2 separate regions of the Mus musculus genome follow, and region 2 is linked to region 1. A link is a loop called in an ENCODE intact Hi-C map of the cell type or tissue named here. Cell type or tissue: heart. All regions are shown on one strand. Links, peaks and the distances in the headings refer to the core of each region. The heading gives the core; the rest is flanking DNA.

Region 1 (8,380 bases), core at 1,536-6,535:
TTCTAGATGGTTTGTGTATGTATCCATCACTGAGTGTCATTGCTAGAGGGCAATGTGGGACCCACAGTTTTCCTGTCTAGAAGGAATGTCACGGAGAGCCAGGCCCTACTCTGACTGGTCCTCTCTTGGCCTTTTACACTGTGTACCCTTCACACTCTGCACTTAAACCATACCAGCCTTTTGTTAGGATTCTCTGTATGCTATGTTCCTTCTACCCCAGGGCCTTTGCACATGCTGTTTTGTATGCTTAGAACTTTCTCCATATTTCCATGTAACATTTACCTCTCTGAGTCAAGAGAAGAATCATAGAAGAATCATGTAAAAGAAGGTCTTGGTCCCTGACCCAGTTAATACCCCACCCCTACCTACTGCCAATCATCATCAACAACAGAATTCACATCTTTAAGTATCCATACAACTTTGACCTCTCCCCATCTCTGCTTTAATATGAAAGACCAATTGAGTTTAGGTATGTGGAGAGACACCTGGGTGCTTGGAAGGAAGAATGTGGGTTGGAAAACTCTCTGTGTTTCCTAGGGGGTCTACTGGACTCGATGTCTAGCTCTGCAACGGGCATCTGTCTCTCAGACACACACCTGGGAGGAGACACACTGGCTCTTCTGAGAGGCTAGGACAGCTTCAGCAGCTGGTGAATGAGAGACAAAGTTGGGAATGAAGGGGATGCTGGAAGGTCAAGGGACAGCTGGGCTCTTGGACGAGGTCCAAGAGCTGAGGTCTCCCAGCAATGTGCACCCTGCCAGAGAGGGCACCTAATTGGCCTGGCATCAGAGATGGTGAGTGGGACCAATCTCATCCCTAGTCATTCTCTCTGCAGGGGTGAGGTGGGGGGGGGGCTGAGGCACCCAGATGGAGGAGAGCAAGGATGCTCACACATCACATGCGACGCCATTCTTCCTGAGCGTTTCAGATGGATTTTTCTATCCACCTTTGATGTCTCAGCTCTGACTCCCACAGGCTTCTAACGTCTAATTGCGAATTTCTTAAGCTTGGTCCCAGTTGGGAAATGCTGGCTTCTGATGCCAACACAGTCTGATAGCTGCAGGGATGTTCTTGTCCTATCAGAGCCAGGGATGGCACCCACCAGAGATCTGGAACAGACTAGAGGGCATGAGGGGCATCTGAGAGGCTCAGCCACAGGGACACTGTGTGTGTGTGTGTGTGTGTGTGTGTGTGTGTGTGTGTCGGGGGGGGGGGCAGGCCAGGCCCAACCAAAATTGAAGGGTCACTAGTCTGAGGGGTAATAGGAAAATGAAGACCTCCAAAAAGACACAAGGGAATCACAGAAGGACACAGACCCCACTAAGGACGTAGGAAAGATGCTGTAGCCAGCGGTGGTCTCTACTGAAGTGAGCTGTTCATTCAGGGAACAGGCATGTGCTCTGTATTGCCCCTCTATGCCAGGCTCAGGGACAAGAGCAGGCCCAATGGGGAAGTCTTGCTCCCTGTGGGCTGTTGTGAAAGAGCACAGGTGTGGGAGTCAGCTGGACTTGGATGTAGGTTCCAGCCCAGCCACTGACAAGGGACACGGGCAAGGAGTGAAGGCCTCATTTTCCTTATCTGAGAAATGGGAACATGTTAGTTCGTGGTGAGTAATACATAAGCATGGGCCGAGAGTGGTGTGCATTTGACATCCGCCTCTCTCCAAACTCCTCCCTGGGGAGCAAAACTTGCAAAAGACTGGGAAGAGGGGAAGAGGGCAGCAGGTGGAGAGGGAGGGAAGGGCCACTCCTGCAGGCCACAGATGCTTACTTGGCTCTCAGAGCAAGCTGCCGATCGTTGGGGCAAACCCACTGATCATTTCCACTGCTGAAGATGGTGTCAGCCATGACGGGGAGCACAGCCCAGGGCAGGAGTCACATCTGAGGCAGGAGGACAAGGGAAGCACATGTTAGTGACTGGGGTGTTGACGGGAATCCCGATCCCTGCTGACCATTGATGCTACACTCTTTTTTTTAAGGTTTTTCGAGACAGGGTTTCTCTGTGTAGCCCTGGCTGTAGTAGACCAGGCTGTCCTTGAACTCAGAAATCCTCCTGCCTCTGCCTCCCAAGTGCTGGGATTAAAGGCATGCACCACCACTGCCTGGCGATGCTACACTCTTAACTCCTCCAGCAAAAGCCTTACTCAGAGCTCCTTTTCCAAAGGCTCGGGATCTTGGGACAGGTGGCTAGGTGCATCACATCGCTAAGTGACCAGAGTAGACAATGACATCAGAGGGTGAGAATCAGAAGGGAGAGAAGGCACCATCTCAGCAACTTTCAACTCAGCTGGCAAGCCCTGCAGAGCATCAGCTTCTGCCCTTTCCCACACAGCCCCACTGCCCTGAGAACATCCCAAAGAGAGACACAGGCAAGCTCATGAGTCCCCTCAACCTCCCCAACCTTCATTGGACCAGAGTGGAAGCTTACAGGCCTGTGCTCTGCTCCGTAAGAGACCCCAGGGTGTTCTCCAGAGGGCAAGGCATGGGGTGGCAGCCAGTACCTCCACTAGGCACTTTAAAAAGTCATCGTCCACAAGGGATATCTTGCAAACCCTGCAGGAAGGAACCTTCTTTAGAACCTGATGGCTCAACGTAAGTAGTGCAGCTTAGCTGGCTTTCTGTGTGTTACTGAGCCAAGGGCTAACTCAGGCTGCCTATTACAAAGGCGCTGCTTGTGCCTCCTAAATGGAGTGCATGTGTGCGTGTGTGTGTGTGTGTGAGTGTGTGCATGCGTGTGTGAGTGTGTGCATGTGTTGAGAAGAAAAAGAGACTTGGGTCAGTATGCATAAGGATAGCCTTTGATTTCATCCAATCCAGTCCAGTGGATTGAAAATTCAGAGCCTCTTTATATTCTACAAAAGAATATTGATGGAGAAAGCTGGTGATGTGGTTCAGTGATTAAAAGCATTGGCTGCTCTTCCAGAGGACCCAGGTTTGATTCCCAGCACCCACAAGGTGGTTTACAGACACCTGTAATTCCAGTCCCAGGGGTTCTGGTGCCCTCTTCTGGTCTCCATAGGGACTGCATAAATGCACATAGATCCACATAAGCAAAACACACATATACATGAAATTAAAAAAAAAAAACATTGAGGCTGGAAATTTGTTTGCTATTCTCTCAAAATGTTAACCACATACTTGCCATATGGCTCGGAAACTCAGTTGTCCTAAGTACCAACCACAAGAGGACTAAAACATACGTCCTCATAGACATGGGTACAAATATTCTTAAGTCACTGTTATTCCCAATAGCCCAAATGTTACACTAAGAGAAGAAGCCAAGCTTGTACAGAAGATCACGTATGATCTGGTGCTGCCTATAGAGATGTCCAGAATGGCAAAGCCACAGAGGTAGACTAATGGCCATTAATAGGCACAGGACGACAGTGACAGCTAATGGCTTTAGGGTTTCTTTATGAACTGATGGAAATATTCTGGAATTAGATAGGGGTGATGCTAACAATATGTGGGTTCCAGCTCATTAGATGTTATTAAAAAATCTTTTTGGGTTGGCAGATGGCTTGGCAGGTAAAGTGCTTCCTCTGCAAGCCTACAATCCAAGTTCATTTCCAAGAAATTTCCAAGGTGGATGAAGAGACCCAACTCCCAAGTTGTCCTCTGACCACATATGTGCCATACATAGGATCACCATCTTACACATACGGTGAGAAAGACAATTGGGAGCATTCCAAAATATATGAGTTATAGCTATTGATATTTTGCTGAGAAATCTAAAAACCCCCATTACAGATACTAGGCCTATTAGGTATTCACATAATTTATATTTTTTATGAGAAAAACACGTGTTTTCAAAACAAAGACAATGTGAGGCCCGGGATTGTTTTTATGATTTTGCAATTTGCTTTGGGAGTTAACTGAAGACAGCTGGGCGTTCTTGTCTGACTTTTCTTTCGACCTTTGGAGATGCTGTTCCAGTGAATACATGGAAGGGGTCCAGGCTCTCACGGATGTGGAGGATGGATGGAAGGCGGAGGAGTATTCTAATAGCTTGCCCAGATAATGGTGTGTGTTTTTCTGCACCAAAACTCAACAGATGGCACTATCTTAAAAACTAGTTCCAGCACAGCTTCTGAAGCCACATCTGAGTACTTTCCAGTTTCCATGTGTGTGAAAGAGGCCAAGAGGCTTAGACTGTGGAAAACAGTTTTGATTTTGGAGATCTCTGAGGGTCTCAGGGATCCCTGAGTCATGCTTAAGAAACTCTTCCGGACCAATGTGGCCCATGTCCATGATGACCACCAGGGGGCAGTGTGTGGGCCGGAGCTAACTGGCCATGCTGTCCAAGCCCAGACCCCACTGTCATCTCACAGGTCCATCCAGGGAGCTGAGCTTCCCAGCTGAACTTGACATTCCCACCATGGTCCACACGTTGGTAAAGAACCCCCAACCAGCCAGGCGCAGAGGCTCTGTTGGCAAGCCAGGAACCTCTGTACCTTCTCCCAAAGGATGCTAATATAGTCGTAAAAACCAGGCAGATGCAAAACCGACTGGCTCAAGGATGAAGACATGGCTTATTGCATCAAGGTGCCGATGGCCATGCCTGACGGCCAGAGTTTGATTCCCAGGATCACGTGATGAGAGGAGAGAACCAACCCCTTCAGGTTATCCTCTGACCTTGACACATGTGCCCCAGCATGTGCTGCTGCCCCAAATAAGCCAATCAAATACAAAATTAAGAGAGCCATATCCATTAAAAACGTAAACTTGTGCCCAGCCTCTGGTGCACTGTGGGCTTGTTTTCGTTTCAGTTTCTGCTAGCTTGTGAACAGTGTGGTCACACTGCTACCAGAGTGTGAAATGCGTTACTCTGCTCCAAGTAAATATTTGAAACATGCAACTCATACACTCTTTTTCCTTTCTAACGTTCTGGGAGTGTCAAGAAATGGAAGGCCTGTATGATCCAAGTAGACAGGTTGTACACAGGCCCTGTGTACAATTCTGCCCCTGACCTGCAGGTGGTGCTGTGCCCAGATCAATGTGTCCAGGGTGGCAAGCCCTGAGCCTGACACCCCAGTTCCTCTATGGCTGGATACAGAAGGGAGGTAGCCTCTGTGCTCTGCTGTCCACTCTACAGAAGCAGAATAGTAATTGGGGTGACCCTGGAAGACAAGGAACAAGCCAGGGCACGTTGGAGCTATGCACTTATCTTCTGTAGCAGCTTCCAAACTGAAGGCTGTGAGAGGCTGAGGTGGGAGGAGAAGCAGGGGAAAGGGGGGAAGGGCCTTAGCATTGAAGCCTTACCTCCATGATGGCAGAGAATGAAAGGGAGCCAGGAGAAGGTGAAGATGCTCCTCAGAGCTTCAAGCCAGCCCACCCCCAAAACATCTCTAAGAACGAATGCACTGCCTCCCTCCATGTCACTTCCTAGAGCCACAGTTTTAGGCCACAAGCCAGGGAACCCTTAGACTGGCGTCCTCTGACCCATTGCATGTCTACACAGTCTGGGCTATTCTGTTCTGTCCTTCCTTGTAGACTCACGACTCTTTCCATTAGAAGATGGGTCAAGAGGCTACAAAGGACCACATCGCTGCCTGTGCTAGTGTGCCAGTGCTCAGGTAGCACAGCTTCCCCGCATCCTGTCACCTTCCACCTAAGCAGAGGGCGGGCAGCCTTCATGGCAGTGAGGAAGGTTAGGGCCAAAGGCTCACAGAAGGAAAAAATAGAAAAACAAAACCCAAAACAACAAACAAAAACTAAAACCAAACAAACAAAAGAACAAACCCCCTAAAACCCAAAACCAATGGTTGTTTGTGCAAATTTACTAAATGTCCAGGACAAGTCAGCAACCTCCCTGGGGCTCTGTTTCGCCACTTGTACCCGAGGGACAGACGCCCTGTATCTTATTCCCACTGCTGAGATGCATGGAAGGAGTTATGACAGGGCTGCTGGCAGGGCCTGGGTGGAAGGCTAAGGGTTTCTCCAGGCTACAGGATGAAGAGATGGGACCCACGGCAGGACAGACATCTATAGTCAAATAAAATACTAGGGGGGAGATCAGGAGAGATGGAGGACTGTCATTTCCAGGGCTTGGAATCATGGCACCGACTGGGCAGGGACATTTGGATGGTAAATCCACAGCTGAGTATCCACAGAGATGCTCAGAATGAAGGTCAGAGCCAAGAACACAGGGGTTGTGGCTCCCAACAGAAGCTGTGGCTGGCACCTCTGAAAGCACAGCTGTCCATCCTCTCCACACAGAGCAGCCTCAGGACAGATGGGGGACATCAAGGAGACCCATTTTAGGAACCTGCCACAGAGCCAGCTTGGGTTTGCCAAACCTCTTTGGGCTTAGCTGGCGGCCATCTCCCTGACTTGGCAGCTGGTTAGAGCCTCACCATGCCACTCATTTCCCACCTAAGTGTCCCTCAGTGAAATTGTATATACACCACCCAACATACCTGCCCTGGTCCCCATTGAGGGAGAGCTACAGCCCACACATCTTAAGAGTTAAAGACCAGTCTGAGCTACATTAGAAAGACCCTATCTCAAAAACACACACAGACATATACATACCACACCATAACACACACACACACACACACATACACACACACACACACACACACATGCAAGCAAGCATGGAATTGGGGCCTCCTAGCTTCCATCATCAGTACTGTGTGTGTTAAATGAGTGCCTTGCTTATTTGTTAATAATTTATGAGGGAACAAATGTTCATAGAAGACAAGGAAACATGAAGGTGAGCCCACCTATTCAGGAGGGGAACAGCAGTGAGTACACAGAAAGATGACTGTATGGGGCTCTGGTCACTTTCTCTATTAACCAGAGAGGTGGCACACAGGATCTCTAAGGTCATCTTAGCTATGACAGGCAAGAGGCTAGAGGCACGTTTCAGTGAGTGTCATGCGCATAGTAGCAGTCAGTGTATGTTAGATGAACCCAAGCCAAGAGTGCTGGGGTGGGGCATACCCCTCAACCCTGGAGATTAGCTCAGGGGTCCTTGCTGGACCTGACAGTGGTATTTCTATCCTGTCTCCCTCTACACTGTGGCTCCTGGGAAGGGGCCTGTGTTCTCTCCTCTCTATACCTTGTTGCCCAGGGCAGGGATTATCTGGTAAGCTGAGCTGTGTTTCATGGGACAGCTCTTCCCAAATAAAAGGCCTTTAACCAGAAAATCAGATGTGCCAAGAGCAGACAGGCCAGGCTCTAGCCAGGCTCGGTGACGGGTTGGTTCATAGGCAGTTTGTTCCTCAAGATCCCCCCATAGGTCATCTGTGTGGCAGTGAGTGCCTCTGTCTGACAGCTCAGCTGATTTCCCGGAGGGGTTGGAGCACCCAGGGGCCCTTTGTGGGGAAGCAGCTGCCTCCTGGTGTCTCTCATCCCGTGCTGGGAGAGACAAGTTGAGCAGAGGCTGCGTCTAGTAGACACACTGAGGGGCCCTTCAGGCTGTGGGGTGCTGAAGGCAGGCAGGGGCAGGAGAGGCTTATGCCAACTTCTTGAGAAGATTCCTAGAGGGCAGAAGGTTCATGAACCCCTGGCAATGCTGAGCAAATGCTTTGCTGCTGAGCTATTAGGTTCTCTCCAAAGTGAAAAAGCTGGCCCTCTCAGGTGCTCACTGCCCAAGTCCCCACGGAGAACCTCATGCCCTGGACTGCATGGGAAAAGCAAGTACCAGGGAGTTGGTTCTGTGGGTAAAGGTGTTTGCCTCTAGTTCTGACAACCTGAGTCTGATACCCAGGATTTACACAGTGGGTAAAGGTGTTTGCCTCTAGTTCTGACAACCTGAGTTTGATACCCAGGATTTACACAGTGCAGAGAACCAATTCCCAAAAGTTGTCCTCTGACCATCGCATGTGCATGCCACAACAGGCTCGCTCCCCTCAGAACACGCGAAAGTTAAAGCATCACCAACTCCATCGTCACCCCTGCCCCCAGGATGATGCTCGCATCTGAACGGAGTCAGGAGTTTCCCTAGAGACTTACACACGGGTGTTAACTGGGTCCTTACCGCCTTCCAGGCTTATTCGGGCTACTACTATCCTGTGCTTCCCAAAACCCCTTAGCGCTGTGACTTTATGATTGTACTGTATTGTAGACATAGTTCATCGCTGGGACTTCTGAGTTTTCTTACATACTCAACACAAAAAATGGCTATCCTTCGAGATCTCTCTTGGTACCCATTTCTGGTAACTTCCTTAGGAGAAATTCTCAAAAGAGATGTAGAGTGTGCATTTTTGGGAAACACATTTTGAGTCAGCTCTTCTACGGGAGTGTTCTCAGCCACTCAAAGCTGTGAGCTGTGGGCCTCTTGCCTGCTCTCTCTAAAGTGAGTCTAGAATTGTTCATCAGGAAAAAAATATCTGTTGGAGGCAGCTGGGTCCTGTCAGCCTAATGTCAATTTT
Region 2 (5,000 bases), core at 1-5,000, 130 kb before region 1:
GGAAGCAAGTTCCTTCCATCTCCCTGCAACTGTGCCTGAAACACAGTATTGTCACATAGTAGCTGCTCAGTAAACTCCTGCACGGCTGCGGTGCCAGAGCCTTCTTCCACTCACCGGCAGCTGCTTCTCCAGGCAGATGCTGAATGTCTTGGTGTGATTGGGCTTCAGCTTCTTCAGGGGCACCCGAGTCTCTCCAATGAACTCATTGTGGCGGAATTTGTCCTCATCACACACGGAGATCCTGGGGGCGATGGGCTTCCACAGTCAGTGGGAATTCACAAGCGGTAGGGCGTCCCCGGGTGGGGTGTAGGCACAGGGGCCCTCACCCACCTCAGGGTCTTTCGGACCATGTCCTCATCCGTGATTCCGTAATAAGTGAGGGTCTCGTTCCACGAGGGGTTCAGGGTGTTCCGAAGAGTTTTTGTTCTGAGCTTATTTGCCTGGAAAAAGACAGAGTGATCTTATTTTGATCCTGAATGAGTGTGGCCTCAAAGGTGGCAGGCCTGGTCCTTCCATTCACAGAGGTACTATCTGACACAGGGGAAGGGACCTGAGGGCAGAAGGTGAAACCGACACTGTTATTTAGCTGACTTAAAACCAGCAAGCTTATTGGAGGCATTCAAATAGCCCTGTGGTCACAAGGTCACTAGCAGTAAAAGTAGAGTCAGGAGAGACAGGGCCTGCTCAGCTGGGGAAGTGTGCAGCCTCTATTTGGACAGGAGAGGGAATGACTGTCCCCAGACTGGACACAGTCCTGCTGGCATCTCGACTTCTGGTCCAGTCAGTCAGTGCAACCTGCCTGGCTGATGACCAGCAGACCAGGGAGGCAGGCGATGGGCATGTTTAAATGGCCAAGCGGTGAGAACTTGTTGAGGTAACCACAGAAAATTAATGTGTGAAGCATCCTGCCCCCAGACTCTGGCAACAGTAACAGAACAGAGGTGGTGGCTATGGGGTGGTCCTGTAGGGAATGGGAGGTTGCTCTGTGACTCATTCCAACTGGAAAGTTGAAATGTCCAACTTAACAGGCATTAGCCTGACCCAAGACTGCAGCCCCGGCCCTCTTCCCCATAAGAGAGTTCCATATTAAGACTGGCAGTGTATCCAAAGCCAGTGGCACAACTGGACCACTTTCCTGGATCACCTTCGTTCCCCTCCCCTTTGCTCAGGGTCTTCACTCTGCCTGTAACCCATGCTTTCCTAGTGAACACCTTATGGGTGAAATATTGCCTCTACTGGGTCGCCCGGCAGGGGAGCAGGAACAGGGGTTCTGTGTCAAATAAACCAGGCTAATGCCTCCCACACAGTCCCCATTGTGAAGCCACAACACACTGAAGTCCATCAACACACTGAAGGTCTTGCAGGCAGGCGCTATGCACCCCTGCATCCCGGGCTGGCCTGAGCTTCACTATGTATGTAGGCCAGTCTGACCTTTAACACATGGGACTCTATCTATTGCCTCTGCTTCCTGAGTGCTATATGAAAGGCATGTGTTGTCACATCTGACCCCAAGGAGTTCTTTTCTTTTCTTTCTTTCTTTTTTTTTTTTTTTTTTGTAATATGAACTCCAGGCTAAAATGGCTTCGTGGGAAATGTAAGTGGGACATTCTCTGGGGCATATAGGTAATGGACTTGTGAGGTTCCAGGGAGACCATGAGTGCCAAGCCAGGGCCATGCCTGGGGTAGAAACCCTCACCTTGCTGGCTCCAGGCAGCAGGTGTAGTTTGACGTAGGGATCAGCCAGTCCATTGTGGTCCATCGGCTTCAGGCCCTGAGTAGAGACCAGAGAGGGTGTGAGTTGAGAGAGGGGAAACAAGAGGCCTGCTGAGCAGGGCCTCCTCTCTGACATTTCCAGTCTCCCTGAAGATAAGGCCTAACAGTGCTGGGGTGGCTTCCCTCTCCCACACTCTGGCCCCTGGGGCTTTTCATTTCTTACTTTCTTGACAAACTGAACCCAGAAGACACACCTCACTCTAAACTTGGGGAGGCCTGTCTCTCTCCCCACTTTCCAGACACCACTCCTTGTTGGGTCTTCCCTCTCTGACCCCAAGTCTCCATGATTGGCTGTACACTCATCCCTACATTCCTGTGGATGCTGGGAAGGCACTTCGGTCCGAGTCCGGGAGGTCAGCTGCCATTTCCTTCTGCATTTGCTGGTTGGTGTCCCTAGAAGTCACCGGCTGCCTGCCATGGAGTGTCCTTCCACAAGATGGCACCCCTTGATAACTTTGACTTCAGTTTCTTCCGCCAGCCCAGGAATGTACAGCTTAGGGTAGGGGACTCACAAGGGCTCAGCTAGCCTGGGAATTAAGTTTACTCCTTTCTGGTGCTGAAGGCCTATGGGGGTGGGGAATAGGGAGGCAGCAGAGGTGTGCGTGGACTATATTCCAGATGCACACGTCTGGAATGGCTCCATTCCTGGCCAGATGGCTGTGGTAGTTTGAATATGATTGGCCCAAAGAGTGACATTATATGGAGATGTGGCCTTGTTGGAGTGAGATGTGGCCTTGTTGGAGTGAGTGTGGCCTTGTTGGAGAAAGTGTGTCACTGTGGGTGTGGGCTTTAAGACCAGTCTTAATCTAGCTGCCTTCAGAACAAGAGGTGGAACTCTCAGTTCCTCCAGCCCCACATCTGCCTGGACGCTGCTATGCTCCCACCTTGATGATAATGGACTGAACCTCTGAACCTGTAAGCCAACTTCAATTAAATGTTGCCTTTTATAAGAGTTGCCTTGGTCATGGCGCCTGTTCACAGCTGTAAAACCCTAAGACTGTGCCCCAGATCTTTCTTCCAGGTCCAGCTCTATGGGCTTGAAGGAGCTCTCAGGTGGGGCACCCACCCATCATTTCTCTTCTGTGTGTCCCCAGGCCTCTGAACTTTCTAGTTAGACTCAATAGTCTCAGCTTTATCACAGGGGAAGCGTTAATCATTCCCACAGTCTGAGTGGAACAGAACAAGGAGGAATGCAGGTGTGGGCGAATGGGTGCGACTCCTCTCCCCTTTCCAGGCTCTCAGACAGTATCAGAGAAGTAGCTGGGTGAGGGTAGGGATTTAAGCTAGGCTCAGAGCTACTGAGGCTTGACCTGGAGGAAGTGTGTGTACCTTGATAATGGTGGCCATTCACACTCACTGCCAGATCCTACCCCCAGGGAGCTGCCCTGGGGGGGTGGGGGATCTGGGGGCCCAGCCTCAGTAGGGGACAAATGTGGGTTTCTGTTTTATTTCTACTTCTTGCACATTTGCTTATGTTTACAACATTTTCACGGGTTTCTCTTTGCCCTTGTAGATCTTTGAGGCAGGAGACTGGCCAGAGATAGTGCAAATACATACCAGTCCAACTTCTGAGGCCCTGGGGCATCCACAAGGGCTGGCTGGGACAGGGGCAGCTGTCATGCTAAGCTGGCAATGAGGTATGCTCTGCCCGTTGGCTCCCTAGTCTATGGTTGGTCCCTGATGTTACTTTCACACCCGTCTACCTAGCAGGTCCCTGGGCATCCCAGAGCACCACACACTGGTGTAGAAGAAGTAAGGGATGATGGGTTCAGCCAGAGGCTGGGTTCACACAATGACACTAGCTCAGGCAGCATCCCTGTCCCCTGAGTCTAGGGTCTGCCCTGCAGGGGCCTACGTGGATAGCCCCCAGGAGCTGACTGAATCCAGGAGAGGGGAAGGAGGCTGTGCTCGGCCACAGGTAGGAAAGGGGTTGTCTCAGGCAGATCCCATCAGCTTTTTGTGTTGCCAAGCGATAAAAGTAGGTGTCACTGTCCCAGAGATGGACAGGGAGATGCTATATGAGGCCATACTACTAGCATTGAGAGGACCTGGCTTACAGAGGATAGACTCCCCCCAGCCAAGTTCTTGTCATCCTTGCACTGCCCAGGGGCTACTGTTCACTAGGTATTAGGGACTGGGACTTTTTGGTTAGTCAAAGTTGGGGTTCCTAGTGCTCAGCCTAGAGAGACACCATAAGGTGAGATGGCCTGGTGCACAGGGACAGAAACTGCATGACTTTGTCCCTGCAAGGTCCCTGCAGACAATGGGGAGGGGCAGCTTGTGCCAGTAAGGAGTGGCAAGGGGAGATAGGCAGCTGTTCTGAGGGCAAGGCGTTTCAGCTTGGCAGGCTCAGAGGCTCGGGGATGGCCGGCAGCGATGGAATATAGCCACCCCAGCATTCGGCTGCTAAGTTTCCTGTGTGTGATATTTTATCACAGTTAAGAAGTAACCCTGGTCTCCCAGTGCTGTGGCTCTGTTGGGGTTCTCCTGGGCACTGCTTGGAATGGTGAGCCTTAAGTTTACCTGTGTGTTCCTTGGCAGTACCCTGCAAGACAGTGTTAGACAAAGTGCTGGGTGCCAAGTGTATTATTTCTACCTGGCTCACCAGCCACACCCGGTGTGAGGTGAGTCCTGTTACAGATAACCAACTGAGATACATCCTCTCCTGGGGGATGACGGTGACCAAGTGACCTGGTTAGTTTTATGTCAACCTGGTGCAAGGTGGGTTTCATTTGAGAAGAGAAAATGTCCCCCTAGGTTGGCTAAGAAGAAAGCAAGCCATGAGGAACAAGGCAGTAAGCAGCACTCCTCACTGGCCTCTACATCAGCTCCTGTCTCCAGGTACTTGCCCTGAGTTCCCTGGATGATGAAGATACAAGCTGGGAGATAAAAACAAGCCCTTTCCTTCTCAAGTTGCTTTTGGTCAGTGTTTTATCATAGCAACAGAAAATTAACTAAGACACCAAGTCAGAAGGCAGCCTAGGAAGTCCATATACCATGGATTCCCATGAGGCTCTGCGTGTGAACCCTGCCCCTCTTCAGTTTAAACTCTGTGGCTCCCCTCTGGGGCCTCAGTATTTCCCAGGCCTGTCCTCCTTTTTGTAGACACTTACAGAGAAGAACAGGGTCACCATGGTTCATAGGCCTCTGGTCCTCACCTCCATGTACACCAGTACCCAAGATGATCTGTGCACACAGGCACGGATACACATACACACACACACACA

The links. Hi-C counts contacts between places; a loop is a spot of excess contacts. Peaks named below come from ENCODE experiments on the same cell type or tissue, not always from the same donor. Only the 100,000 strongest peaks of a DNase experiment are listed, where the experiment ranks them.
Region 2: it touches region 1 in a loop (4-fold over the local background); 39 of 42 quality-filtered maps call a loop at or near these places.

Annotation. Positions count from the first base shown.
Region 1 is chr11:75,909,180-75,917,559 of GRCm38, forward strand. Rph3al (rabphilin 3A-like (without C2 domains)) reads right to left here and starts at 1,880. Exons shown (of 8, transcript NM_029548.4): 1 at 1,771-1,880. The coding sequence starts at 1,847. In heart, for the core only: CTCF peaks have their summits at 3,004 (motif pointing left), 4,241 (motif pointing right) and 4,970 (motif pointing right); DNase peaks (open chromatin) are centred at 3,962, 4,242 and 4,972.
Region 2 is chr11:75,779,925-75,784,924 of GRCm38, forward strand. Doc2b (double C2, beta) reads right to left here. Exons shown (of 9, transcript NM_007873.3): 3 at 1,697-1,771; 4 at 331-440; 5 at 115-241. Among named protein-coding and RNA genes, the nearest start is that of Gm12339, 13 kb to the right of the region's middle. In heart, for the core only: a CTCF peak has its summit at 2,207 (motif pointing right); a DNase peak (open chromatin) is centred at 2,217; H3K27ac peaks cover 41 bases; H3K27me3 peaks cover 1,822 bases.